Linked DNA regions of Homo sapiens: regions 1, 2 and 4 are each linked to region 3. A link is a contact called in ENCODE Hi-C or POLR2A ChIA-PET data. All regions are on one chromosome and are shown on one strand. Each heading gives the region's core, a stretch centred on a gene start or an enhancer-like site at or near the end of the contact. The rest is flanking DNA. Distances are from core to core; before and after follow the strand shown.

The links. A loop is a pair of places that touch in the nucleus more often than their neighbours do. ChIA-PET counts read pairs that join two places held with the same protein, here RNA polymerase II (POLR2A). Pooled maps may share reads with other maps.
Region 1: a loop to region 3 is called in a pooled map, with 3 times the contacts of the local background. The contact joins the enhancer-like site here to the promoter of GDF9 in region 3. A Hi-C loop is called at or near these places in 5 of 50 pooled maps. POLR2A ChIA-PET finds 5 or more read pairs at or near these places in 2 of 52 experiments (activated CD4-positive, alpha-beta T cell and naive thymus-derived CD4-positive, alpha-beta T cell).
Region 2: a pooled map shows a loop between it and region 3 (3-fold over the local background). The contact joins the enhancer-like site here to the promoter of GDF9 in region 3. A Hi-C loop is called at or near these places in 9 of 50 pooled maps. POLR2A ChIA-PET finds 5 or more read pairs at or near these places in 3 of 52 experiments (T-cell, WTC11 and naive thymus-derived CD4-positive, alpha-beta T cell).
Region 4: a loop to region 3 is called in a pooled map, with 2.4 times the contacts of the local background. The contact joins the enhancer-like site here to the promoter of GDF9 in region 3. A Hi-C loop is called at or near these places in 4 of 50 pooled maps. POLR2A ChIA-PET finds 5 or more read pairs at or near these places in 2 of 52 experiments (activated CD4-positive, alpha-beta T cell and endothelial cell of umbilical vein).

The regions. Positions count from the first base shown.
Region 1 is chr5:132,451,322-132,458,855 of GRCh38, forward strand. All of the region lies in intron 3 of CARINH (colitis associated IRF1 antisense regulator of intestinal homeostasis), which reads left to right. Among named protein-coding and RNA genes, the nearest start is that of LINC02863, 28 kb to the left of the region's middle. RefSeq lists enhancers at 1-18, 5,092-5,762, 5,763-6,432, 6,360-6,589 and a silencer at 4,621-4,813. Within about 2 kb of position 5,335, at least 30 of the 41 ENCODE cell types and tissues checked have a DNase peak (open chromatin) inside an H3K27ac peak, as active enhancers do.
Region 2 is chr5:132,433,218-132,440,405 of GRCh38, forward strand. The region is part of intron 2 of CARINH (colitis associated IRF1 antisense regulator of intestinal homeostasis); the gene reads left to right. Among named protein-coding and RNA genes, the nearest start is that of LINC02863, 10 kb to the left of the region's middle. Within about 2 kb of position 4,559, at least 30 of the 41 ENCODE cell types and tissues checked have a DNase peak (open chromatin) inside an H3K27ac peak, as active enhancers do.
Region 3 is chr5:132,861,320-132,868,847 of GRCh38, forward strand. It overlaps GDF9 (growth differentiation factor 9), which reads right to left and starts at 5,150. Exons shown (of 2, transcript NM_005260.7): 1 at 2,818-5,150; 2 at 1-1,237. The coding sequence starts at 3,214. The coding sequence ends at 270. It overlaps UQCRQ (ubiquinol-cytochrome c reductase complex III subunit VII), which reads left to right and starts at 5,323. Exons shown (of 3, transcript NM_014402.5): 1 at 5,323-5,368; 2 at 5,550-5,716; 3 at 6,169-7,528. The coding sequence starts at 5,563. The coding sequence ends at 6,263. RefSeq lists enhancers at 4,602-5,801, 4,660-5,160, 5,161-5,661.
Region 4 is chr5:132,473,936-132,480,791 of GRCh38, forward strand. It overlaps CARINH (colitis associated IRF1 antisense regulator of intestinal homeostasis), which reads left to right. Exons shown (of 4, transcript NR_161242.1): 4 at 1,732-2,109. Among named protein-coding and RNA genes, the nearest start is that of IRF1, 13 kb to the right of the region's middle. RefSeq lists enhancers at 5,337-5,386, 5,397-5,646. Within about 2 kb of position 5,341, at least 6 of the 41 ENCODE cell types and tissues checked have a DNase peak (open chromatin) inside an H3K27ac peak, as active enhancers do.

The DNA.
Region 1 (7,534 bases), core at 4,085-6,584, 410 kb before region 3:
CTGGAGAACTGAGAGAGAGGTGGGAAAGAAAGGGAATAGAGAGAACAATGGGTGAAGGAAAAGAGAAGGGGAGGTCAGACCCCAGGGCTAGTGGCCAAGGAGATGCACCTCGGCGGTAACGCTAGAGCCCCACCAAGCATGTGTTTGTCCTCCCATCCCCTATGATTGGCACCTCCCGGGAGAGCTCCAGGTAGGAGATCTTGTAACCCAAGGCTCATCTGTCCCAGCTTCTGATGACAATAAATGTGTGTAGCCTCTTTTAGCGGCCGAGACAGCCTGACTATGGCACGTCCAGGGAGAGGCCCCGTGGCTCTAGTCCTGGGCCTGACTCATCCACCTTTGGTAAACCCAGCATTTTTTTCCATGTCCAGAGTAGGAGAGGCAGGGCATCCTGGTGAATTCCCAGAAGTCATCCTAAAAGGATTAGCACCTCTCTTCTTTAGCAGCCCAATAGGATCTATACCCAAGAGATAGGTCTCCCAAGCAAATACAGGCTGCCAGGAGAGGGAAATGGTGACCACCTAAGGGCTGCCATGCCTGGCTCTCATCCCCACCCTCACCCCACCAACTGCCTTAGTGGCCAGTGACATCAGGAGGAACCCTTCCATGCTGATGGTGCTTGTGCCCACCTATGCCAGTTCATTGAGCATTCTTAGAGAGGCATGACTCTTCTACATAAGCGAATTTTCCAAATTATTAAATTTGATCCCATCACATTGCAGTTTTAAAATTGTACCCTTTTAAATTAATTTCTATTCTATCAAATTTATCAAAATAATGCACAAATTCAAAATAGCTGGAAGAGATGATTTTGAATGTTGTCACCACAAAGAAATGACAAGTGTTTAAGGTGATAGATATGCTAATTACCCTGATTTGATCATGTCATGCTATATGTATGTCTGGAAACATCACACTGCACTGCATAAATATCTACAATTATTATGTATCCATTAAAAACAAAATAAAAAATAATGCATGCATATGGTTTAAATATCAGTTGTACTGAGAAGCCCATAATAAAAATCCCTTCCCCGCCTTTCTCACTCCCCCTCTCTATAGGCTGCCTCTTTCAACCATTTACTAGTTTCCATTTCTGTTTATACTATTTTTTGATCTACCGATTTTAGGCATTTGTTGACTTCTTGTGATAGATGAGGATTGAACTTTCCTACAGAACCATCCCCACTTTTCCTCTCTCCATCCTTCCAATAGGAACATAACACAATCTGTGGTTAACTCAATAGTGAATGTGGACATATTCGTCACTGCTGAGTTATGTAGCATCTTTGAGTCCTGGAAGATTTTCTTGTATTATTTATTTAATAATTTTCTTCCCTGTATTTTATCTGTTGGATCATCTGGATTAATGTTTTAGTTTCCTTATATTTTCTCTCCTACTTTTCATCTCTTTGCCTTTTTGGTCTACTTTCTTGGGAAACCTTCATTGACTTCATACTCCAACCCTTCTGTTGATTTTTTTTTTAATTTTGGCTTTCTTTTTCTAATATCCTAGTACTCATTCTTGTTCTTCCTGTTCTTTTTCAAAAATACCACATTCTTTTTTATGCATATACTATCTCCATCCTATTCTTCTTGAGGCACTATTTATTTTTCATTTGTCCATTTGTCTTAATAGTCTTCTAGTCTCTATTTTGTTTTTGTTTCTACCTGGAGGTGGCAGCGGCGGTGGTGGCTGCTTCTTGTTGTTGTTGTTGTTGTCGTTGTCGTCATCCTCCTTCTTCTTCTTCTTCTTCCTCCTCCTCTTCCTCTTGTTCTTCTTCTTCTTCCCTCTTCTTTCTTCCTTCTTCCTTTTTCCTTCTGCTTTCTTTTTCTTCTCCCTCTCTCTGTCTCTCCATCTCTCCTTGTTGGAGGCTTTCCTTAAATGCCAAATATCTCAGCTATCTGTTGGTATTTATTAATGGAGCAATAAAAGGCTGAACTAAACTCTGCTTGGGGAGAATTTATCAACTGGGGTTTCACTACAGGAAGCAAGACAGTCTTTTAGTTAACAAGCCTCCAATGAGCACCTTTTCTCTAGAGCTAGGTTTCTTAACCTTGGTACTAGTGACATGTTGGGCCAAAGAATTCCTTGTTGTCAGAGGCTGTCTCATGCATTGTAGAATGTTTAGCAGCACCAGTGACTTCTGCCTACTAAATGCCAGTAGTAACCCCCCTCCCAGAGTTGTGATAACCAAAATGTCTGTAAACATTGCCAAATGTCCCCTGGGGGACAAAATCACCCTGTTGAGAACCACCACCCTGAAGCCATTCAGCTCCTCAAGAGAAGCATTCTAACTCCTAGTTCTAGTTATTGAACGCTACATAACAAACCACCTCAAAACTTAGTAGCATAAAACAACAACCATTTTTTGGGCCACTGTCAAGGAGTCAGAAGGGCAATTCTCTGCTCTACGACGGCTAGGATGACTGGAATGACTCGAGGTGACTGGAATAACTGGGAGTTGGAACAGCTGGGGCTGAAGGGTCCACTTGTAAGATCGTTGTTCACTTGGCAAAGAGAGCTGGAAGGCTGGGCTCAGCTGGGACTGTTGACCAGAGAGACTACACATGATGTCTCCAGCACCATGGCCTGGTCATTGGACCTCTTACGAGGCACCTCAAGTCTCTGGTGTGAGTGTTCTGGCCAGCAAGACAGAAGCTGCATGGCTGTGTATGTCCCAGCCTTGGAAGTCACATAGCTCATTTCCACTGTAGTCAGAAATCCACACAGGTTCAAGGAAGGAGACACAGACCCACCTCTCCATTGGAGAAATGTCAAAGAATTTGCAACCATCTTTTAAATTCACCATACCCTCATCCAGAGTGATATATACCTGGGGTGGGGCAGGGCAAGGTAAGTGGGTGGGACATTGAGTCCCACGCTTCATTCTTCAGACTTTTCCCTCACCTCCCTGTTTTCATCCCTGTATTCATCTGCCCTCCCTCCTGCCTGTCTCTCTCCTGTTCAGTGTCTTTGTCTCCAGCTGTGTGGGGCAGGGTGTGGAGGTGAGACCTGGGGAGGATTTCAACCAGTTTCCTCCATTCATTACCCCCACAGGCTGCTGTACCTCAGCCCCACCAGCCACAACACCTGGACTCCCCAAGTCTGAGCTCCTCCTGCAGGGTTCCAGGGGTAAAGTGGCTTGCCTCCTGTCAGTGTGCCCCTCTGCAAGCCCTTCAGAGCCTAGCTTCCTCCATGTCAGTCATTATTCCTCCACCTGCCTCCCAGCTTCCTGTAGTTTGGGGAACTCTTTCAGCCACTCATGTCTCCTTTACCATTCTCTTTGCCTTTGAGAGTTAATACCATTTGGTTGGTTGGTTGTTTGAGACAGAGTCTCGCCTTGTCACCCAAGCTGGAGTGCAGTGGCACAATCTTGGCTCATTGCAACCTCTGCCTCCTGGGTTCAAGCAATTCTCATATCTCAGCCTCCCGAGTACCTGGGACTACAGGCATGTGCCACCATGCCTGACTACTTTTCGTATTTTTAGTAGAGTCGGGGTTTCACCATGTTGGCCAAGCTGGTCTCGAACTTCTGATCTCAAGTAATCCACCCTCCTCATCCTCCTAAAGTGCTGGGATTACAGGCATGAGCCACCGCGCCTGGCCCCATTTGATTTTTTTAAGAGACAGGGTATCACTTCATCGCCCAGACTGGAGTACAGTGGTGTGACCATAGCTCACTGCAGCCTCAAACTCCTGGGCTCAAGTGATCCTCCCACCTCAGCCTCCTGAGTAGCTGAGACTCCAGGTACACACCACCACACCCAGCCAATTTTTTTTTTAAGACAGGGTCTTGCTATGTTGCCCAGGCTGGTCTTGAACTTCTGGACTCTAATGATCCTCCTGCCTTGGCCTACCAAAGTGCTGGAATTATAGGCGTGAGCCACTGCACCTGGCCCCATTTGATTTCTAGACTAGCATTTTAGTGGTGCTTCAGGAGAGAAAGGAAACTAGGAGTGTAAATAACTGATGTGTTGAACTGGAAACCCTGTTGTACCTCTCTTGTATGGATCTATCTCTACATTGTGTTATAGTCTTCCCTGCCCTGTAACAGCTCTGTGAAGCAGTACAGTGACATTTAACCTTCTGTTGATCATTCAGAGTCCTCCTTATGAAAATACTTGTTTACCTTGGAATTATTAAGCTATTAAGCTATTACCTTGGAATTATTAAGTAAAGCTATTTGTTCTTCCATAATGAGGACCCCAGTCATTTTGCTGGGATTCTTTAAACCTTTCTTCGTGGCCGCCTCTGTCCCTGGCTGCCTTTCATCCTATGTATTTGTGGTGAGAGTGCCACATTACAGCACGTTAGCTTCTGATGTACTCTTTTCAAATGGCCAGCCCCGGTGACTCTGCCGGGCATTGTTTGTTTGCCACCCCCCCACACATCCCTGCTCCAGTTGATTTTCTGCTCTTTCCCACTCCTCCCAGGATTTGACCTTTGTGGATTCCATCAGCCAGGCTCCAGGTCCCCAAGCTTCCAGTTGGGTTTGGCCAATTGAAGACCCCTCCCCTGACCAGAGGTTGGAGGCTGGGAGGGGAAATGGGAGGTGCTTTATCCCCCCAGCTCCCTCCCTTGCCAGGTCTCAGGTCAATAGTGCCTGTGTTTTTCACCCTAAAACCACAGCTCCTGCCGGCAGTCCCCTCCTACTGGTCTCTCTGGGTTCCAGGAGCCCTCCCACCTCCTCCCTGGGGATTGGTGGTCACAGCTCCCACTGTTGCTGGCTGCAGGATGCTTCACCTTTCCTTGAGGGTTTCTCTTCATCTTGCTCACCCTTGGAAACGGTCCTTTCCTCAGTCTCTCCTGTTACCAGTGGAGTGTGCATCTGTTTCCTGCTGGGACTGTGATCAATACAGCAACCTTTTCTGATTTGCATCTAAAACAAGGATACTCAAGCAGAGAGGGTATCAACATTTAAAAAAATAAAACAAGAATAAATAGTCCCTGAGTGAGCCCTGAGAGACTCTCTTAGGCGAGAGTCTGGGTGTGAGCTTTGTGACTTCTCTAGGCTACGCAAGGGCTTTTGTTTGTTCATGTCGATGTTTTTAACTATAATGCAGATAATAGAGGGCAATAGATTAGTGACTTCTGTACTTACTGGAGTGATTTGAGAAGGAAAATAAGCATGTAAATCAAGGGAAGCCAGGATCACTCACTCTCCTGGTCCCAGTCAGCCCTCGTTTTTGTTTAATTTGTGTATTTCGAAGCACACATATCTCTAGGGAAGAAAATGAAATCAAGAACTCCTCCTGGCCACCGGTTTCCTGAAGCATGAAAAGGAAGCATTTCATAAATGCTTTGTAAAGAAGACAACAGGAAGGGGTAGTGTCACTGGCTGGCAAGAGCTGCTGTTGTGGTATTTCACAGACAAGGGAGGTGACGTGGCACATGGGGGCTGAGGTCCCAGCCAGAGGCCACACAGGCACAGGCCTCAGAGCCCAGGCCTCCCTCTGGCCTGTAGACCCTCAGCCCTACTGGACAGGAGGAAAAGGCCTAGGGGACATTGCCCCCATTTCACAGAGAGGAGGCTGAAGCCAGTGAAGCAGAGAGTTGCAGCTTCAGTGGGGAGACACTGTTATGCCCCGCCTGTCTTATTCATGCTTCTTTTACCTGTAGGGATTTTTTTTTACATGGCTACCCTTGAGTGATAGAGCCTTCATCAGCTTAGCTTGTCCTCTTGCAGCCTACGCCACTCTGTGCCCTTTAGCCAAGGAAGCCCAGCTGAGGCCCCGCAGCGTCCCTGCCCAGCAGAGCTACAGGAGGCCCGAGGCCCCTTCCTGTTCACTCTTGCTCTATAGACGCCACGCTGCAAAGCAGATGTGCAGGGACACCACCTGAAGACCCAGCCTGCAGCTCAGCCCTACACACTGTGGATGGTGGAGATCCCAGAGGGCCAAGAGAAGCTTATTGAGACTTCTCTGCACTGCCCCTCCCACAGCAGGAGGTTCATGGCCCATGCATTTCTGGGAGGGTTGACAGGGCCCAGGTTGTGGAATACCTGTCTGTGAGCCCCATGTCCTGTCTTGTCCCAGCTGCCTGTAGTTTGACAGAGTATGCTAGAGGTCAGCCATTGCTAGGGAGGCTGCCACTAACCACACAGAGAGGAAGGAAAATTCTCAGCCACAGCACTTAGAGCTGAGCCTGACATGGTCCTCAGCAAGATGTTGCAAGTTCCTAATCTGAACACAGAGGCCAGGGAGTAAGCATCATCTGGAGCCCAGAGCTGACTGTCATTACCCACAAACATAAACACCCTGAGTCTGGCCTTCTCCCCACCCTGCCGAGGTTGTCAGAGCCTCAGCACTGGCTCTGCCCTGGGTGGCAGCCCCTGGGAAGCCCAGCTGCCACCTCTCTACAAATGGCCCTGTAGAAGCTGTGCTCAGTGATCCACTTCCTGGGGGGGGCTGGGCCCACCTTGTTGCCATTACACCCCATTACAAACTGATGCAACCAGCTTTCAACAGACACTGCCAAGGAAGATACACATTACAACAGCATGCTGCAATACCTCTGCCTGTGCAAGAGACTGACCCACATCCAAAAAATGGACATCTTCCCACCCCAGTGTCTCACTCCACTGAGCTGGAAGTGGCCTTTGTCAGGACCCTGTGAGGTCTTGAGTGGATCTGCTTTTCCCAAGATATTAAACCAGTGACTTTAAATCCTGGCTGCATATTACCATCATCTGGGATATTAAAAAATACTGATGCCTGGATCTTGCTCCCACCCAAAGAGTCTGACTGAATTGATGGGGTTTTCAAACATTTTTTAAGTGTTTGTTGAAGGATGACATACATGCAAAAAAAAAAAAAAAAGCACAAACCATAAGTGTAAAGCTCAGTGAATTTTCACAAAATGAATTTACCCCGAGTAACCAGCATCCAAATCATGAAACAGAACATCACCAGCAACCCCTGGTACCCCTTCCACTTACTACCTGGCTCCAAAGGCTAATGTCCATTCTGGCTTCTAATGGTGTACAGTCATTTCTCCTGTTTTCAAACTTTATATGATGTAAATGGAATCAGGCAGTATATATCCTCTTGTTGTGTTTGTGAGATGATTCATCCAAGTTGTTACTTAGAGCTGCAGTTTATTCACTCTTCTTGCTATAGAGTATTCCACTCTATGGATATTCCTCGATTTATCCATTCTACTGTGATGCATTTTTGGATATTCGAGTTGTTATTTATAATTCGGAACTATTCTGACTATTGCAATGACATGCTAGTGTGTATTTTTGGAGTACATGTATATCCATTGCTGGGGAAGCATGGGTATGAGTATGTTCAGCTTTAGTACCTTATGCCAAATAATGTTCCCAGGTGGCTGTACCCATTTACACTCCCTCCAGCAATGTATGAGAGTTCTGGTTGCTTCACATTTTTGCCAACCATAGATATTTTCTATCTTTTTCATGTTAGCCATTCTGGCAGGTATGTAGTGGTATCACAGTGTGGTTTGAATTTGCATTTCCCTGATGACTAATACAGCTGAGCAACCTTTCATATGTTTGTTAGCCATTTA
Region 2 (7,188 bases), core at 3,309-5,808, 430 kb before region 3:
AGGCTGGCACATTCAGCACAGACCCCTCTCACTCCTACTTCCCACCCACCGCCCTTCTGTGGGTCACCTGCCCACTACTCAAGATAGCACTCTTGGCTTCTTCTGGAACTTCTGTCTTCACCACCCTGTGTTCGGCTCTATTCCAACTCATCTCTAATTTCTCTTTACCGAGACCAGGCCGCTGACAGCCCTCTCAACGATTCTAGGAGATTTTTGTTATTTCTTCTCTGGAAATACAATATAAAGAATTTTTATATGGTTTTCCAAGTAGATATGAAGCTTTTTAAATTAAAATTTTGTGTTCTGATAAGAGAAATGAACCATCTTCATCATTTTAAGAAGTAGAAAATATATTATAGAAAAGCACCAAAGAAAATAAAAACAACATAGAAAGTAAAAAGTGAAAGCCCTACCACCTTCAAGAGGTGACCTCTGTCAACAGTTGATATATCTCTTTCCAGACTTATTTATACAAACAAATGTGGATCTTTATAAATATACGTATGCACAGCTTTGTTCATGAAAATGGGAGCATGCTATATACTTTGTACAGCAACTGGCTTTTTTTTTTTTTTTTTTTTTGAGACAGAGTCTCACTCTGTTGCCCAGGCTGGAGTGCAGTGACACAATCTTGGCTCACTGCAACCTCCACCTCCCAGGTTCAAGCGATTCTCCAGCCTCAGCCTCCCAAGTAGCTGGGATTACAGGCACCCGCCACTACGCCCAACTAATTTTTGTATTTTTAGTAGAGACAAGGTTGCACCATGTTGGCCAGGCTGGTCTCAAACTCCTGACCTCAGGTGATCCACCCGCCTCAGTCTCCCAAAGTGCTGGGATTACAGGCGTGAGCCACCACTCCCGGCTAGCAACCGGCTTTTTACAAATAGCAGTCTATTGTGTATATTTCTCTATGACAGTACATAGAGACCTGCTGTCTTCTTTTTAAAGGCTGCTTGGTATGTATTCCACCACGTAGATGTACTGCTAGTTCATCTCCTCCCCTACAGATGACCACAAAGTTTTTCAATGTCCTGATAATATTTATAGGCCACTACATCCTCATTTTTATACTTTTATGCATTTGTGCTAGTGTTTCTATAAAATAGATTTCTACAATTGAGACTGTTGAGTTAAAGGGTATATACATAGTAAGTTGTATATACTTCCAGTTGCCCCTTGTTGAAACCTTGTACCAATCAGTGCAGTGTCCTTTTAAATGGTCTTTTCATTGCCTGTTGCTTCCCTGTCTCCCCACCCCCCGGCTCTTCACCCTAGTGCTAGAATTGCTTTTATGAAACTCAGATCTGACCATGGCTTGCCCTGTTTAAAATACCTCAGTGGCTCCTCACTGTCAGCAAAACCCAAACATTCATCTAAGCTCCTTCTCAGTTGGAGTCCTCTGGGAAGCAGACACCAAAACAGAATGAAAAGTGCAGAAGATTTATTGGGGGTAAGAAGAGCTAATGCCTATGAAAGATAAAGGAGAAAGGAGCAGAAGTACGGAGAGAAAAGACAGCTTTCAGACTGCAGTCCAGATCTAACTCTGGGACGCAAGAGAGGGAAGGATAATTCTGTTGAAAGAGCATCAGACTGTGATGCGGCTGTAAGAGTGTCTCAACGAGCCCAGTGGGGAGTTCCAGCCAAAGATTGCCCAGGAGAAGAGTCGCACTTTGGGCAGAAATGGACAGGCCCGAGCAACCCTGCCATGTTCTGTCATTGGCTGGGGGCCACCCAGGAGGCAACATGGTCTGACTTGAATGGTGTGGATCCGAGGCTGCAGCCTGTCAGCTGTCTGCACTCCATGCAACAGGTCCTTTGAATGGCATGTGTTCGTGGCTGCCATAAACTGCAGCCTGCCTTTTAGCCTTACCTCCTTTGCTCTTGCTCTCTGACCCCGTGTTCTGGCAACACTGGCCTGACTACACGCCGTATCACATACAACCAACTGCCCATACCAACCCCAACCCTGACCTTTGCTCACTCAGTTCTTTCTGCCTGGAATGCCACTCCTTCCCAGTTATACCCAGCAAAATCCTAATGTGCTTTCAAGGCCCAACTTAAAAATCATCTTCTCTGGTTGACCTCACCATGTAGAATTAATTGTTCCTTGCTCCTATGGTGCTATGTGTATATTAGTACTTCCCAGATTGGAGTATTCTTAGCTGTTTTTTTCTCAGATTTTTGCCTCCTCTAAACCTAGCAAAACGTCAGCACACAGTAAATGTTGACTGAGCTGTTTCCCTGCTCCTCGCAAAGCACCTTGAGGTTGCAGAATTCCAACTCCCGGAATGGTTGGAAGCACACAGTACATGGTCAATAAGTGTTTGTTGACTTGTCTGGGACCTAGTATTGGTGGGGTGAGGTGGGCAGAAGGCTGCTGAGGGTGGGTATTTACTGTTGTTGGGGCTCACCAGTCTGGGGCCACATTGGAGTTTTAAGACTAGAGCATGTCTTCCCCTGTTTTTATTTTTCTCCATGATTTGGAAAGACCCCAGAGGTGGGTTTTTTTTTTTTTAAGTAATCACTTTATTGTCTCTGGTCAACAAATGAGAACTTTTATGGGTCTTCCCTTTTTCAACCACATTTTCATGAGTTGGGATTTTGCATTTCTTCATTACCCATTCTCCTTATGGGTAAAAGAAGAGCCATTATGATACCTAGGATGAGAGCTCCAGGTCAGATGGGTAATCATTTTCAGACTGGAGGCTCATGGGATACAGGGAATTGGGAAGGTAGAAATGATATTTTTCCTCTTCCTCTTTCCCACATCCACCAATTAAAGAACTTCCCTGGGAGTGGACCTGTGGGAAGTGGCTAAGGGTTTCCGGGGTGGGTACAGCAGGGAGTGACATCAGGGCGTGGTGGGGATGAGGTGGGTGGAGAGGACAAAGAGGGACTCTCCACCTTCCTTTGGATCTATGAGGATGTTCCTTGGCCACTGTCCCTCAGCAGAAGGAGGCTAGAGCTGAGGTGGCCACACCCTCCACTCATTTTCAATCCCTTCAAACTGTCAGGCCCTCAGAGGAAACCCTAGGGTTTCCCCACCAAGATGTAAGGGCTGTGTGCCTCTGCCTTCTCTCTTAGGGTGGTCAGCACAGGTGGAAGCAGGGAGGTACTGGGCTGAGGCTTCGGTTGTCAGTGCTAGCTTGACAGCAGTTAAGAATTTTTTTTGTTTTGTTTTTTAAAATTTATTTTTCTGTAATTTTTAATGTAGTTAAAATTTATACATAATTCACACCACTTCAATTTATACATATTGAAACATCACTATGTATCCCATAAACGTATAATTATTATGTATTATCATTGTCTGGGACCTCATATTGTGTGTTATAATGATTATACATATTTACAAGGTACATAATGATGTTTCAATACATATTATGTATAGTGATCACATCAGGGTAATTAGCATATCCACCATCTCAAATGTTTGTCATCTCTTTGTGTTGGGAACAGTCACTATCCTCCTCCTAGCTATTAGCAGTGGTTAGGGATTTTGGAAGTTGTGTAGTGTGAAGAAGCCTGTGGGCCAGAGGTTCTTATCACAGACTCTTTCTTCTTCAGGAGCTATGAACCATCCTTCCCCAAAGTGTTATCAAACTGTGCCTTTGGTGGAGGCATAGCTCTCGTCGGATTCTTTTTTGCCAGAAAGATCTGTGAACGAAACTGCTACTATGTTAACTCAGAGAACAGCCTCCCTAATAAAGAAGAGGATGTGTTCCTACAAGAGCCAGGTTTTAGTTGGATTGTTAGTGTGAGTGATGAAGACCTCAGAATGGCTCTAGAAAGAAGCCCAGATCTCAGCTTTGCACTGTGATTGTCCCCCAGCAACTTTGCATTCCCCCTGTATGGGAATAGGGACCTGTGGATTCTGTTGCCATAGATCCAGAGATTGGACCTAGGAAAGTGAGACCAGGTGGTCTGACACCTACCTCCAGAGCGGACAACCCAGAGACAGAGCAGGCCCCTGCAGGTGTAGGGGCTGGCGGCGAGAAGACAGCTATGTTTACCCTTGTAGACTAGGAATATCAGTATGAATAGACTAGTCCTAGGCTTTGAAATGAATTTTAGTGTTCATTATTATTTGGTCATTCTAAAAACCCCTATTTTGAACCTCCACTTCAGAGAAATAGTTCTGATGTTCTCAGAAAATGTCAGGAGTGTATGGTGCACAGCAGTGGACAACAAAGGAAGAGAAAACCAGAAAAGGAGAAAAGTGAATAAAAAGAAACTTCTCAAATTAGAGCAAAATACTGAATTCAGTTATGCAAGCATACAACTGTAACGTGACAACCTCTCTGATTTTGACAGTCCCCCTCCACTTGTATTTTTAAAGTCCTGGCCACAGTTATAAATAGGGAACCATATCTGTTGAGACTTCCCAAGGGTTACATAAACAGTTTGGATGGTTACATCTTTTTAAACAACAGTTTCTACAAACACTGAAAAAATCCCACTTATTTAACAGTCTGATGCCTTGAGCCAGTCCTGGGAGTCCCTGGGAGGCCTTGCAGAATCACTTCCTTCTGACTGTGAGTGGGGGCAGGGGCCTGGCTTCTTGAGAGAGAGCAGGGGAGGAAGAACCCAGTGTGTATGGGGGCGGGCAGGGAGGAGTGGGGTGGGGCAGAGGGAGGGAGGAGGAGGCCCCAGACTGCTACTCATACAGGCAGCTGTATCTTGTCTCCAGGAGAGAGCAGGGACCCAGGATGGAGCAGACATAGGTCTTCTGGGGACTCAGCCCTTTCAGGAGGGAGTGTGTGCTCTAGGCACACCCTTCCCATTTGACAATCTGATATGAGGTGGAAACAGGGTCCTTGGGCCCCTAAGTCATGTTGGGAATGTTTCCTTCTCTCAAGCCGGAAGAGCTGAGGTTTATCTGAGAAATGCCTATGTCTCTTTTGACACATCGTAGTCACTAACCCCTTGTTCCTGCTCCAGGAGCCTCTAAAAAGCCATCTAGACCAGAAAAATTGGTCTTTTTTAGTGATGGGAGTGGCTTTAATGTCATTCTCCCCTATTTAGTTATGAGCTGTACCTCAGTTTTGTCATTAGAAATATAATTTTAGGTCAGGTGCAGTGGCTCATGCCTATAATCCCAACACTTTGGGAGGCTGAGGTGGGCAGATTACTTGAGGTCAGGAGTTAAAGACCAGCCTGGGCAACATGGTGAAACCCTGTCTCCACTAAAAATACAAAAATTAGCTGGGCATGGTGGTGGGCACCTCTAATTCCAGCTACTCAGGAGGCTGAGGCACAAGAATTGCATGAACCTGGGAGGCAGAGGTTGCAGTGAGCTGAGATCGTGCCATTGCACTCCAGCCTGGGGGCGACAAGAGCAATACTCCATCTCAAAAAATAATAATTATAATAATAATTTTAGTTAAGCGTTCTCCCTTCCCAGATGTCTTTTTAGAAGTGCAGTTAGCTAAAGATACATAGCTCATTACTATAAATTAATTTTATCAAACTGATCCATGCACTTCCATTTAAAGAGGACTCGGTCCAGTGGGTCTTAACCTTTTTTTGAGGTCACACACCCCTTCCAGAATCTAATGGCACACATAGACCCTTTCCCCAGGAAAATTCACAAACATCCAGAATTTCATATGCCACTAGGGGATTTAAAAGACCCCTTTGACTCCACCCTGGGCTTCTGAGTTCTTATGAGAGGGTGGCACATGGAAAAAGTGGTGGTGAGGGGCAAGGAACAGGGACAAAAAAGGAACCTGGGTCCTTAAGAGATCACTTAGTTGTTTTACCCAAGACTTGGCATACAAAAATATCAGAAATGAGTGTCTGCTGCCAAGTGGGGTCACTGCACGTCCTAGAAAAAAAGTATGCCTTCATCTGCAGTGACACACAGCCATGGTGTTGGGACTGGCACACTGCATCTCTAAGCCGCCAAGAGCTTGACCCTGGATGGGAAGAAAACTGCCCCAGAGATGCTGGAGCTGGCTTTATGAACTGGCTTTATGCTGGGGAGGTGGATGGCAGATCGCATCCATCTGGTAGGTTGAGGTCCTCTTGGCAAGCCTACTACCATCACCTCCCAGCAGAAGAGGACTGCAAACTATCCTTAAAGGGGACTCGGTCCAGTGAGTCTTACCTTTTTTTGAGGTCATACACCCCTTCCGGAATCTGATGGCACACATAGACCCTTTCCCCAGGAAAATTCACAAACATCCAGAGTTTCATATGCCACTAGGGGATTTAAAAGACCCTGCAAAGGACACTGCAAACTCATAACCTTGAGTCCAAGATCTCTTTTTTTTTTTTTTTTTTAGGGAAGTCAATTGTATGATGTAGCTTGTGACTCCCAGGGTATTGTTCTACTCAAACTGGGGAAAACATGGGGAAAGTTTCTGGATCTAGACTTCATACACAAGCATCACAGGGGATTTTGAAAGTGATGCAGCATCGTGAAATGAGCATAGGGATCGTTTGGAGTCGAGCGCTTGTTATTTGAAGCTCCTCCTGTCTATGTGGTGACTCAAGGAGGGGAGAATTTCCCCTTTGTGAGCCAGCTGGACAAGTGTCAGCACTGCTGTCTTTGCAGGCTCTGGCACAGAGGCGCAGGGCCTGGACTAAAGGGAGTCTCCAGGGTTTGGGGGTCAGACCCAGCTTAACACACATGAAAAGGAGTGATCTTTCTCTTAAGCCATTGAGCCAGGGTCCCCCTACAGCCCACAGAGCCCTTTCCACCACCTGGTGCAGCATCTGAACCAAACAGAGGGCATGTTTGTTGCACTGCCTGGGGGTTCAGCTCCCATCCATACCACAACACAGGACAAGGCCCGGGCTTTGCACAGCACAGTCAAGTGAGCACACTCTCACGATCTGATGCAGTCCTTCTCCCACACCCACCATCCAATTTTTTCCTTCACTTCTTTGTCTTTTTTAATATTAGTAATTTTTGTTATTTCTGTTAACTGGACTTCTTGGAACTAAGATTACTTAAGCAGGATACACTAGCCATAGATGAAAAGATGGGTAAATTGAACATTTATGAACTTTTGTTCATCAAAAATACCATTAAAGAGTGGAAAGGCGTCTGGGTGCGGTGGCTCACACCTGTAATCCCGGCACTTTGGGAGGCTGAGATGGGCGGATCACAAGTCAGGAGTTCGAGACCAGCCTGGCCAATATGGTGAAATCCCGTCTCTACTGAAAATACAAAGATTAGCC
Region 3 (7,528 bases), core at 3,900-6,399:
AAAAATCACTCAAGGAAAAAAATGTAAAGTTCTCCACAATAATTATATTTCATTTAAATTTGGAAATAAAAAAAGGCTCTGTAGCAACAATTGATGTTATCCCTTTATCCTGATAGATGCCATAGAAGGTACTAACCTACACAGGCTCCTCTTTATATAACATATGCTACATTTAGAGACTTAATATATGAAGCTTTCTCTTGAAGGCACACATAGGCACACAGTAGTTACTTTGCCAAATAGGCTCAAGGTTTTAAGAGGACCATTTGTTAACGACAGGTGCACTTTGTAGCTATCATATCTTCGTACTCTTTATAGGCAATTGAGCCATCGGGCTCAATGGTCAAAACACTCAAGGGGCTGTATTTGGCAGGTACACATGACGGTCTTGGCACTGAGGAGTCCAGCTTCTCATAGATGATGTTCTGTACCATGGTGTGAACTGGAGAGCCATACCGATGTCCAACTGCCCTTGGACAGTCCCCTTTACAGTATCGAGGGTTGTACCTGTGCGGAGCCACAATCCAGTTGTCCCACTTCAGCTGACTAAAGCTAAGTCTAAAGTCATGGAGCTCACACTCATTTTGGGGAAGAAGAAATTGTCTGAAGTATTCACTCAGATTGAAGGAAGCTGGGCCCAAGGGCTTCTTCAATTCAGAACTGACAGTTTCCTGACCTCTGCGGTGACGGTGATGGGAAGATCTCCCATCCTCAGCAGCCTCTTCTCCCACAGGATAGGCAGACAGACTTCTCTCCTGGTCAGGACCCTGGGAAGGCCTCCTTTTATAGTGAAGGGAATACCAGCTGTGATAAGCCTGAGCACTTGTGTCATTCAAATATAAGATCAGTGAGGGGGACACCAGAGTCATGTTAAACAAACCATTCTGTGCTGAAGGATGCTCCAGCTGGTCTTTCATGCAAGTAAAATTTATAGACATGTGAATACTTCTCTTGTTGGAGGCCACTAAAGGTTGAAGGAGGCTGGTCACATCAATCTGAATCCATTTGTGTTTCTTTCCAAATTCAAACTGTGAGTTAAAGGTAAATGAGTATGGAGCTCTGCCGAGAGTCCTGCTAGAAGACTTTGGCTCCTTTATCATTAGATTGCACACACATTTGACAGCAGAGGAAAAAGAAACTGAGTTGTTGATATTGTACAGCAAGACTGACTTGAGTAAGTGTTCAACGGTAGTAATGCGATCCAGGTTAAATAGCAGTTCCACTGATGGAAGGATTCCTAAGAAGAAAAAAAATCTACCAGTAGTGCTTGAAAATCAGTCAACACAACAGGCAGTCAAGTCAAAGAATTAGTACTTCATAATATGCTTTCTCCCTTCTCTTTTCCCCACTTTCTCAAGCCTCAAAAAAAAAAATGGGGGTTAATATAGAAAAGGAAGGCAATTGGTATCATTACTAATTCCCAGCAACCTTACTGGACATTTTATCTCCAGAAAGTCAGATTTGGTGGTGAATCAAAGTAACAGGGAATCACTACATTCTGAAGTTTCATTTTTATTTTTTATTTTTTTGAGACAGGGTCTCACTGTTACCCAGGCTGGAGTGCAGTGGCACCATCATGGCTCACTGCAGCCTCAACCTCCCAGGTGCAACTGATCCTCCCACCTTAGCCTCCCAAGTAGCTGGGACTACAGGCATGAGCTACCATGCCCAGCTGATTTTTTGTTTTTGTAGAGACAAGGTCTCGCCATGTTGCCCAGACTGGTCTTGAACTTCTGGGCTCAGGCGATCCTCTCACCTCAACCTCCCAAAGTGCTGGGATCACAGGCATGAGCCACTGTGCTCAGCCTGAAGCTTCATTCTGAGTAATTTGCTCCAAACACAGAAGCAGCTGAGCTGATAAGGAAAGTAGTATTTTTCTCTTGGATAATCTCTAGAGGGAAAACCATAATAGAAACACTTATCAGACTTACTAAGATGACATTCTAAGCCCTAGTGAAGAAAGTCAATTTAAAACAATGTAATTGGTCCTAGTTAATTTAGAACACTTGAGATTAAAAACAGATGCTCTAAAACCACTATATTAAAATAGGATATTAAGGAAGCAGATACAACTGCCCTGTTGGGTTAGAATGGTTTTAAATCAAGAGCTGGTAGATATATACTTTTTTTTTTTTTTTTGAGACAGAGTCTCGCTCTGTTGCCGGGCTGGAGAGCAGTGGTGCGATCTTGGCTCACTGCAACCTCTGCCTCCTGGGTTCAAGCGATTCTCCTGCCTCAGCCTCCCGAGTAGCTGGGACTACAGGTATGCACCACCACACCCAGCTAATTTTTGTATTTTTAGTAGAGACGGGGTTTCACCATGTTATAATTTTTTAAAGCACCACACCCAACTGCTGAGTCAAACTGTGGACTGATACTTTGTTCTTGTAAGGGCCAACTGTTCAAAACGGGAACTTTAAGCTTTTCTCTCACAGAAAGTAACAAACAAGAGAAAAATATCCTATTTAACACATCACACCAATAGCTGTAAGAGATGTTTAAGGTCCATTTCTGGGCCAAAAGCTTGGTGGAACAGAAAGAGGTGCTAACATTCTCTAGCAGCACTTCCGCTCAGCCTTGAAAGCCATTAAGTCTCTGGTGTTGCTTTAAAATTCCATCATATTAGCCCACCTTAACCAATGAGAGCGTTAGGAATAAACAATAAGCTCAAGTCCCAGATTTGTTTCAACTGGATATTGAGTTTTATGCAAAATAAAATACAATTCAAGGAACTAGGCTCAGCTCCTTTCTGTAATTGAAATGCAGAAGTGTCTATCATCTTCCCTCCACCCAGTTAACCAATCTGCTTTCACATACCTGTTACCTGGTCTCCAGGAGCCTGCTTGTGCCGGGTACAGGGGGTGAAGAGCCGAACAGTGTTGTAGAGGTGACTTCTATTGGATTTAGGAATCCCTTCCTTGGTAGCATATGTCTTATAGAGCTTCTTCATGTAGTGCAAAGCTCTGGAGTCTGGCTGCAGCCTAGGTGACCCACCTCGCCCAACAGATAGAACTTTGAAAAGCGCGGGAAGGAGGCCAGCTCTGTCTCTCTCATCTATATGCTGCAGCAAGGACCAAGGCATAGCCCCAGATTCCAACTCAGCACTAGCAGCAATCTGAGCTTCTCCCCCAGAAGCCTGAGAACCAAGGCTAATAGGAAAACACAGCCAGGCAAAGCAGCAAAACCAAAGGAGGAATTTGTTGGGACGTGCCATGGCTTGGGAGAACTAGTGAGGAACATATTTCTCCATGCCAGTCCTCTTCCTAAAGGCCAGGAAGAGCCTAGCTTGGTCTCTTAAATAAATTTCAGGTGTGTGGGTGGACTACGGTCACTTCTGTAATCAGGCCTCAAGTATGCCTAGCTGAAGATTTTATCAGCTCTATATCAAGCAGCTGATAACACCTTATTTAGCCAATTTGTTAATTAGATACAGATTTACTTGGTTATTTAGCTTTCCTCTCTTTTCCCCTGGCATTTACGTAAAACCCGTTACTGTTACACTACCGGACTAACTATGTAGCTGAAAGTCTAAGATAAATTGAGGAATGATCTTAAATAAAATCTCTCATTTTTTGAGAAATTTGGATTAAGATGTTCGCTAGGTGCTTGCTGAAACTTCTAAGGCATGTGGAAAAGCTAACCAATTATTCATGACGATACTCAGATCTGCTGGTATGCAACTTATGGTATTAGGTTTACTCTTCCTCTCAATTTATCCTCACGGCCTTTTCCACTTCCAGGTGTTTACAATTGTAATTATTCGCTGCATGTTAATTTGCGAATTTACAAATTTGGGTGAGAAAGTCACAATTGGCATAGAAGTTCCAGAAAGCAGAAAACCATTAGGTCTCTCAGTCCTCCCAGGTGGCTGGGTACAGAATACGTACTTGGAGTACTGGAATTGTATTTGCGATGTTCTTAAAAGAGGACACCGCCTTTAACCTTGACTTATTTTTAAATGTAACATACTGATGTCCTTACTTTGGTCTGCACACTCATCTATACATATTTTGGTTGAAAGGTTTTGGGATGTTTGCAGATGCTATAAAATAAATGAACGTTTTATTATTATTCATCCAAATGGTGGTAGAATTTGCCACAATATTTCTGTCCTTACCTGTATTTCTGTTCTTGCCTTGGAGCTGAGACCAGGCTAGACATTATGGTTTAAAAAAATGAGGCAAAGGAGCACCATGAAAAGCTGAAATGAGGGGATATTCAGCGCCACCCCGAAGGAGACTATGCTGGAAGAGTCAGCCTACACTCATAGTGCAAGATACGAAGCCAGTTTGTGCAGTACCTACATGAGAAAACTAAGGTATGTCTGCAAAATACAAGTTGACTGCCTGCCGAGCCTCCGTGGTCCGTAAGTAGTGTTATAAAACACAGCCAACTGTTGAATGAGAGCTTAGTCCTAGATAAAATATGGCCAGCAATTCCATTAACAAAACACTGACAAGACACCTCAGGGCGAGCTGTACATTGACAACAGCATCGTCAAGCAGAATGCACTTCAGGGAAAACATAATAAGGCCTCTCACCCGACTTTCCTTGCTTCTCACGTGGGGAGAAGAAAGAACTGGGGCATCGTGATTCCCCCCACCCCACGCAAACCATCTGGGGAGGACGCTGGCTGCTGTCGAGGCGGCCTCAGCATTCATCAATTGACGATTATTTGATTATTTTTGTGGCTGAAACTGACGAAACGTTTGTATTATCTCTTGGGAACGTTAACAGCCTGCCAGGGGACTCTAAAACAGAGTCCAAGAGAAGCCTTCGATGTGTGTCCCTGATTTTGGTGCTGGGGTCGCTCATGGCCTGAAAATAACGAAGCCCCCTTTGAGCTACTGGCCAAGGCCAAATGAAACCTCGTGCTCCTCTGCTGTGGGGCGGCCCGGCCTCGGGGCTCAGAGGCGCTCTGTCTACAGCTGGGAAGACTCGCAGGCCCCAAGCTCCTGGCCAGCGCTGCCCCGGAGGTCGGCAGGCCCCTTCCTCGTCACCTTTTTGTTCCCTCCCCCGCCTCCCGCATTCGGCCGCTTCCTGACTGGGATTCCACAGAAAAGCCGAGGGCTGAGGAGAAGTGTGAGCGCCTCCGCCTGTCCACTGTCCCCCAAAGTCAGTTCAATCCCCGACGTCCTCCGCTAGGCTCCACCCCACCGGCCCGGGCAGGGCCTCCAAGGCACCTCCCACCTACGGGTCACCCAGTCAGCCCACTTCTTTCTGGGACAAAGGCGTCATCCCTTAGAGACAGTAGGAAAATGGTATCTCCCGGAAGTTACCTCACGACCTCCAAGAGCGGCTTCCAACCTTGCCGGAAATGACGAACGAGTCAACCGGATCGGTGACTGTGGAGGGCGAGCTGAGCCCTGTGCGTGAGTGGGGTCTGGTTGTGCAGTGTTCGTGGACCCTGGGAGGCTAGGGGCGCCCCGCTGGGCTGGGAAAGGATAAGGAGTGCAGGGGCAGGAGTCTGGGGTTGGGGATGGACCCCCGCGGGGACTGCGGCGCTTCGCGAAAGCGAGCCAAGCGCCTGTCCACCCTCGGTCCTGCAGGGCCGCCGCCACAATGGGCCGCGAGTTTGGGAATCTGACGCGGATGCGGCATGTGATCAGCTACAGCTTGTCACCGTTCGAGCAGCGCGCCTATCCGCACGTCTTCACTAAAGGAATCCCCAATGTTCTGCGCCGCATTCGGGAGTCTTTCTTTCGCGTGGTGCCGCGTGAGTGCCTTGGGCCCGCGGGAGCGGGAGGCTGGACCCCAGCAGCAGCAGCAGTCACTGCGCCTCCCCTCTGAGCGCTGGCGGCCGGGCAGGCGCTCTGTAACTTGCCGTACACACCTTTCTCATTGAATATTCCTGACCGCCCTTAAGCTGGTCATATTATCCTCCCCATCTTACACGGGGAAAACTGAGCTACAGAACTGAAATGACTGGCCCAAGGTCACTCGGGTGATTCCAGCATGTTCCTCTGAGGTCACCTTTATTTAGTTCTTACCAGTGGTGAAATGCTTTGTGTTAAACGTGCAGCAGATAGTGATGATAGTTGCATGGCCTTGGATATGCTAAGAACTACTGAAGTGTATGCTTTAAAGAAGACAAGAGGACTGAGACCTTTTTTTTTCTTCTATATGTCTTATATGTGTGCTCTCTGTTTACTCTCTTAATTTTTAAAGAGTTTGTAGTGTTTTATCTTATCTACACATGGGGGACTGAAGAGTTCGAGAGATCCAAGAGGAAGAATCCAGCTGCCTATGAAAATGACAAATGAGCAACGCATCCGGATGACGGTTCCCTGTCTCTGAAAGACCTTTCTCTGGAAGAGGAGTCTGCATTGTAGTGTCTCAAAGACACAATAAACTTCCTATGGTCTGCACTGTTGTGATATTACATTTTTGTGAGTAGAATCCTGTGTGACCACTAATATTCAAGTTCATGAAGCGCCCCTCCTCAGCATGAGTCTTGAAGTTTTGCCTGGTCTCGGGTTTTGGTGAAAGAGCAGGGCTCCCCCTTTGTTCCATTATCTACAAGAAAGTAGCTGCAGGTACTCCTGCATCTAACCATTTGTGGGTGACATGGGCTATGGCGAGTGCTGGTTCTTGGCCCTCTGCTCCCATAGCAACAATAAAGTCTACTAACTATATTGTAATTAGTATGTGTCAGGGACGCTTTTATTTTTTATTTTTTGAGATGGAGTCTTGCTCTCTCACCCAGGCTGGAGTGCAGTGGTGTGATCTCGGCTCACTGCCATCTGTGCCTCCTGGGTTCAAACGATTCTCCTGTCTCAGCCTCCGAGTAGCTGGGATTACAGGTGCAGGACACCACACCTGGCTAATTTTTTGTATTTTTAGTAGAGACAGGTTTCACCATGTTGGCCAGGCTGGTCTGGAACTCCTGACCTCAGATGATCTGTGCGCCTCAGCCTCCCAAAGTGCTGGGATTACAGGCGTAAGCCATGGTGCTCTGGGCCTCAAATACTCTTCTTAGCTACACAAATGAACTGTTAAACCTCACAAGCACCTTTAACGTATCCTCATTTGGCAGATGAGGAAATGGGCACAGAGAGATTAAGTAATTTGCCAGAAATTATACAGCAGTGAATGGTGGAGTCTTGCACTAAAGTGATGCTCTTAAAACTATGCTCTATTGCAGGGGTGTCCAATCTTTTAGCTTCCCTGGGCCACACATAAAATACGCTAACATTACAATAGCTGATAAGCTTTAAAAAATGGCAAAAAAAACCCTCAGCGTTTTAGAAAGTTTACAAATTTTTGTTGGGTCGGATTCAAAGCCATCCTGGGCTGCTTGCTGCCCAGGACTGCGGTTGGACAAGCTTGCTCTACTGCCTTTCCTCCTAAGGCAGGCCTTAGCCTGAGGGGATATCAGCTATAAAACGGATGAGGTGATCTCTTAGCCTCCACAGCAGTTTTCTGTTTCTGTGCCAGGAGGCCAACAATGTTTTCAACCATATGTGGTTCATAAAGCCTCAAAGATTTACTCTGGCCCTTTATGAATAAAGTTTACCCCTGATCTAAA
Region 4 (6,856 bases), core at 4,091-6,590, 390 kb before region 3:
GTGAGGCTGAGTCCAACCCACGTGCAGGGATTTTGGGCAGCTGCATCCCCCAAATGGTTTCCCAGTGGATCAGTTTCCTATTGCTGCTCTAACAAATTATCATAAACAGGGGCTTAAAACAACACAATTTTTTATTTATTTATTTATTTTTTTGGATACAGGGTCTTGCTCTGTCACTCAGGCTGGAGTGCAGTGGCTCAATCTTGACTCACTGCAACCTCTCCCTCCTGGGCTCAGGCCATCCTCCTACCTCAGCCTCCCAAGTAGCCAGGACTAAAGGCACGTGCTACCACACCTGGCTAATTTTTTGTATACTTTATAGAGACAGGGTCTCACTATGTTGCCCTGGCTGGTCTCAAACTCCTGGGCACAAGCAATCTGCCTGCCTCAGCCTCCCAAAGTGCTAGGATTACAGGTGTAAGCCACTGCACCTGGCCCGTTTCTTTTCTTATAGTTCTGTAGTCAGAAGTCCAAAACAGGTCTCACTGGGCTAAACTCAAGGTGTCAACAGAGCTGCATTTCTTCCTGGGGGCTCTAGTGGAGAATCCCTTTCCTTCCTTTCCCTTTCCAGCTTTTAGAGGCTGCCTGCATTCCTTGGCCTGCAACCCCTTCCTCCACTTTCAAAGCCAGCACTGGCTGGTCAGGTTTTTCACAATGCGATCTCTCTGGTTCTGACCCTTCTGCCTCCTCCTTCTTCATTTAAGAACCCTTGTGATTACACTGGGCCCACACCAATAATCCAGGGTAATCTCTCTATTTGCAAGTGAGCTGGTTAGCAACCTTAATTCCATCTGCAGTTTTAATTCCTCTTTGCCATGTAGCAACATATTCATAGGCTCATGCATTAGGACGTGGACCTCTTTATTCCACTGTGGACCAATACTCTGCCTTCCACACCTAGCCTCTCTTCTGAGTTTTCCAAGGGCCCCCCATCCTCAGGCATCCTCAGGCATAGACAGCCGGCTGGGCCAGACCACAGTCAGGATGTTCCCGCCACTATCAGAGAGGTCCTTTCTACCTAAGTCCCCTCCCACCTGCCTGCTCCTCTTTCAGCTCGGTCTGTCCTGGATTCCTCTTCCTTCATCCTCTGCTCCCAGTCTTAGGTAGAGAAGAGCTGAGCAGGAAGTGCCAGGGGGTGTGGAGATGGAGGAGGGGGAAGGTAAGGCCTGAGGCACCAGGGCTCTGGGAGCCCAGGGAGCTGAGGCCTTTCAATCCAGACACCCTGCACTTCTCTGGCTCTGGGGCCTCTGGGGACCACACACTCAGCTCCAGGGCTGGAGGGGTGGCCAGCCAAGTATTGGAACCCTTCTGCTTGTACATCCCTAGCTGCCCTTAACAGCCACAGTTCACCTGGCCCTTTTCTTGGGTGATGACAGACTGTCTGCCTTAATTTATTCCCTTTCCCCTGTCCCTCCCTAGGCCTCAGGCTGGAACTTTCAGGAGCTTCCACGGGAGGCAAGGCCCCAGCCAGGCCTCTGTCCCTGGGCTGCTTGGTGTGGGGATGGGGGATCCAGAACCCCAGCAGGAGGGCAGATGGGGAGCACAGGGCAGGAGGGGCAGGACAAAGCCTTTGGCCCTCAGGGAGGGTGACCAACTGGCCCTGGTTTGCCTGGGACTTTCCCAGTTTTAGCACTGAAAGTCCCAAATCCTGGGAAACTCCTCAGTCCTAAGCAAACTGGAACAGTTGGTCAGCCTATCTCCAAGCCTTTTGCACCTCCTAATCTACTCTAGATCACCTCTGCAGCCTGCACAGCCGGGCCTTTGGACTCCTGGATGCTAGAGTGACCTGGGCGCTGAGGAGGGCCCCCGAGCCAGTACCAGGAAAGGATAGACTCCTGCTTGCAGCATTCCCAGCAGAGGCATCGCCTGTGGACACCGCGTCTGTGTCTGTATATGGCAGAGCTCCCAGATATATGCACAAGGGAGTGAAAAAATGTGTTTGCACCCCAGTCTCTAAAAATTCAACAGCCTGGTTACTTCTGGGTGGTATATCGTAGGTGGCTTTAATACGTGTTATTTGCTCATCTGTATTTCTTACTCTTTGCACAATTAAACCATGTTCCTTTTACTTATGTACATTTTTAATAAAAGAAAGTTGTTAATGACTCAGCCTTCTATCTCCAGTACTGCCGAAAAGAGACAAGCGGTCATGCTGCATGTCATGCACACACTGGCCCTTGTTCTGGGGACTTTGACCTTGGCTGCTGGTTGGTCATGGCCTGTTTTGCCCAGGGCTCTACTGCAGGGGCAGGGTTGGTTATTCCTCTGTGCCCTTTTTGCCTCTCAGCCTGCCTGCTCCTCTGGACCCCAGAGTCTAGCCTGGTTCCCCCAGGGGAGGGACTCAGAAAGTGCTACTATAGAGAGATGCTAACTACATCTCTGCTGAGCAGCAGGAGATGCTCTGAAGTGCCAATCCTGGCTGAACACTGTGAGAATATGGAAGAGATAAGCTGCTTGCCCCTGGGGAGCTTCCAGTCTGGTTGGCGAGATTGGGTACCCCGCAGACCCTGTGGGGACTGGCAGACAGGAAGGGACAGGCCCTAGAGGGTGAGGCTTTGCCTGTGAGGGCTGTCACTGGTCAGAGAAGGGAGGGCCCCAGGGCTCCATTGTACAAGTCTTAGGATGGCCAAAGACCAAAAATGGGGTCCTCTTCAGTGACCTGAGGCAGGCCGCACAAGCTTGGGGGTAGATGGTCTCCTGTGCCCAGAACTCTGGCTGCTCGCCACCTATGACAGAAGAATGGTGATGAACACTCACCAGGCTGTTCCAAGTCTCGGAAAGTTGGACACCCCTTCAGGTCCTCCTCCCTGTCCCACCCCACCCCACCCCTACCCCATATGGGAATGCCAGGCTGTAGCCTTCGCTGTGACCCATCCCAACTCCAGCTCCTCTCCCCATCCCAACTCCAGCTCCTCTCCCCATCCCAACAAGCCAAGCAGGAGCACTTGGAGGGGAGCCCTGGGTCCCCAGCAGAAACAGCCCTCCACTGCCTCCACAATCAGGTCATCAGCCCCTGCCCCAGTCCACTGTTGCCCTAGTGTGGCCGACATGACAGGACTTCTTGTAATTCTGGCCTAATGGTTCCCACATCCCCAAACACCAACTCCATGTCCATATGCCTCCCTTGTTACACAAAGTCAGCTTTCTCCAAGAAACCAGAGAAGCACATGATCCCCGCCACACCTCTCCAGGGGCCTCCCTCCTGATCTGAGATCCTCGGTATATCCCATGGCCTCTCTGAGCCAAGGTGTAGCTGAGTTGTGTGGGGTTTTTGTTTGTTTGTTTGTTTAACCACTGTGTAAGAACTCACTACTTGGGCCCCAATTCTGGACAAATTCCAGATTGACAGTGTGAGGGAGAGGTGGTAGCAGAACTGGACACCCCCACAACCTTGTTGCTTTGAAGGAAAGAAGGAGGGCAGAAACAGGAGGGGATCCAGCCAATCCAAGGCATTTGGCCCGAAATGGATGTGAAGACCTCACCCAGGCTGCCCCTCTGGGCTGGCACAGGAGGGCAGGGGAGGGCCTTCCCTAAAGGAAGCCTGCAGGTGAATCCCAGCGCCCGCCTGATGTAAGGTGGCAACTGGCCAGCAGCCAGAGGTGCCAGGTGTTCTCAGGGATCAAGAAACCAGGAATTAGGCCCACCAGAGCCATAGGGTCTGACCCGAGCCTGGTGGCTGGGAATGAGAATGCATCTGTGCATGGTCCTGAGTCTCACAGCCATCCAGGGTCCAGACCTCTGAGGAACTCCAGGACCCAACAGAGGGTCTGGTTTAAAGCAGAACAGGAGACTAGGTTGTCTTGCTGAGACAGAAACATGGCTAAAAAGTCCTCTTTGATCCTGGGAGCTGAGATAAGGCCTAGCAGGCCAGAGTCCCCCGTTTGCTCCAAACAGGCCTGGTGTGGCCAAGCTGCCCCCTGCACTGAGGCCAAGTTACAAGCCTGTCTGTGTCTCGGCCCCCTGGGGCCCCACCCTTCGAAACTGCAGGTGGCCTCCAGGGCATAGGTGGGGCAAACCCTACCCTGTTGGGGCCCTGGGGCCTGTAGCGGCAGAGCCATGTTGCCAGGGGTGTTGGAAGGTGTGTGTGCTGGGGGAAGGGAGGAGAGCTGAAGGCAGGGCAGCACAGCAGCTGCAGCTTTTGCCGCCTTCCCTCAGCATCCACAAGTGCTTGCTTGGCATAAGGTGCTCGGGCCCTGCCCCTTGCTAGCTCTCCCCAGCTTCTTGTGCAGGCCTCCGTGTTCTTCTCTCAGGCAGCCTGATATGGAACCAACCTGGATTCTGGGCACAGATAGATGATGTGGGTTGGAACCAAGGCTCCATACTGATTAGGTGGTGAGAGTTGGTTTCCTGGTCTGTGAACAAGGGCCGTGGTGGGGTGCCAGTGCCGTGGTACACACGTGGTGCTTGGCATAGCACCCAGCACAAAGTGAGCACTCGAGGCCTGTGTTGCCATTATCCAGCCACACTTTGAGGTCTTTTCCAGTTCTGCTCATTTGTGAGCTTGTGGGATCATCTCCTTGGGTGAGGAATGGTGGGCTGGACGTCTGCCTCCCCTCTTTCATTCAGTCCCCATGTCCTTGCTCCATAGCCTCCAGTATCTCCCCAGCTGAAGTTTCACTCAGCAGACTCTGCAGGCTTGTGTCTTACCACTGAGCCAGCAGAGGTGGACTTCTGTAACTCCTTACCCTGAGAAAACCAGCATAAATGGGTCTCTTGAGAGCTGCCTGGAGCTAGGAAAACTATGCGGCCAGCCAGCTATACCCTTCTGAGGCCTTAGACTTGGCCCCACAAGGGAGCTCCGGATGATAAAGCCAAGCTCCACCCTGCCAAGTACTTTCACCCCTGGAAAAGGAGGGCACCAGCTTCCCCTTCTCCCACCCCAGGCCTCCTTCCTCTGTGACAGCCAGCAGAACTGGGGAAAGGTTAGTGCTGAGTTCTGATGAATTGGAAGATCAGTTGTGCCCAAGTTAAGGAACAGCATTACATCTGACAGAGACAAAAGCTTTCTATAGGGTCACTATATTAGCCCTGGGTGCTCCAACAGGACTGCCTGGAGGACATCTGTACCCCCTTTCCCCTCCAAGTATAAGGGCAGAGTTTTGGATCTGTACACAGTGTGAAAGATCAAGTGGTCCCAGAGAATGACAACCTGGCTGTTTCCCAGCCCCACCAACCAGGAGACATCACTCCTAGAGAAAAAAACTCCACTTCCCAGGGCTACCCCAGGATTTCAGTTCCCACTTTGGCAGGCCCCACTGGAGACTTCCAGAAAAATCAGAGAAAGCTCTTTCCTTTGGAGTTGTAATGGTCACAACACCCTGCACACAGTGCACTGAGAGATGTTGAAAGCTGACACACCAAGAAGGGATGGTTTGCCTATTAGCTTCTAGCTTTCTTCCTATTGCCAAGTGAGCTGAATGAATAAACCAGCCCAATGAAAGTGACCAGCCAGCTATACCCTTTTGGAGTTAAGGCAAGGAAACCCATGACTAACCACAAATGCCCGCAAATGTCTGTAAACTTGGCCCAACATGAGAAATCTAGCTGGTGTGGCTGAGCACCACTTTTGTCAGTTTACCCCAGTGGAAAGTGGTCCTTGATGACAGTTATCTCATCACAACCCCAGCAAAACAGATCTTTCAACAACCTCCTAGCTCCCTCAACCTAGAACTTCCACCATTAGTGCTTATACTGAAACTCTTGAGAATGACCCACAGAAGCACTGTCAGGTCCTTAGAATGATCTAATTATTAAGCACAAACTTGGTTCAGATCTTACTAATACTGCTCCGTTTCAGGCACTGTTTGGCTAATGACTCGGTAGTGTCAGCTGCCATCACCTTTAGGTGAGCTGTCAGACCTTATTTAGTTTCTTTTCCTAGGAAAAGGCTGAAGTCTTGGTAGGATGTGATGGGACAGCTCTCCATCCTGAAAGGTCTGGCTCTATCCCACACTACTCCAGGCTTGGTCCCTAGGACCCAGCTCCATTGTGATGGGGGCCAGGGGAGAGTTTTGAGGTCCCTCCCTGGAGATTCCAAGCAATTGCTACCAATCATTTAGGACTCCTGGGATCAGAGGGGATGGGGAAATTGAGGACTACATCTTGGTTGTGGAGATTGGAAGCTGATGGACATAATTCCTCTCTCTTTTTGGTAATTTACAAGCAATTAACTTTGCTTTTAGAACTTGAGAGATTTCCACAGCTGCCTAAGACTTCACATACTCACTGCCTACCCTCCATCAGGGATTAGATTGAAGGGCAGGAGAAAAAGAAGTCAGAGCTGCTGCTTGTTCTGGGTGGTATCACTTTCCTCCCGTCAGTCCACTCTACCTTGCTCTGCACCACCTGCCATCACCCACTAGGAGAACCCAGATGGAAGCCACAGGTGGCTAGCCACCTCAATCCAAATCTTAAAAAGGGCTGGTCCCTGAAGGAGCTGGAAAAGTCCATCCTGTCTATTCCTCTGTTCCCAGGTGAAGCTATTCTTGAGAAATCCAAGTGGAGCTTCCAAGTAGAACTTCTTTTTTTTTTTTTTTTTTGAGACAGAGTCTCGCTCTGTTGCCCAGGCTAGAGTGCAGTGGCGTGATCTCAGCTCACTGCAACCTCCACCTCCTGGGTTCAAGTGATTGGCCTGCCTCAGCCTCCCTAGTAGCTGGAATTACAGGCATGCACCACCACGCCTGGTTAGTTTTTTTTTAGTAGAGACAGGGTTTCACCATGTTGCCCAGCCTGGTTTTGAACTCCTGAACTCAGGCAATCCACCTGCCTCGGCCTCCCAAAGTGCCAAGATTACAAGTGTGAGCCACCGCGCTCGGCCCAAGGGGAGCTTCTGACAAGCAGGGCCTGGGATAGGGGC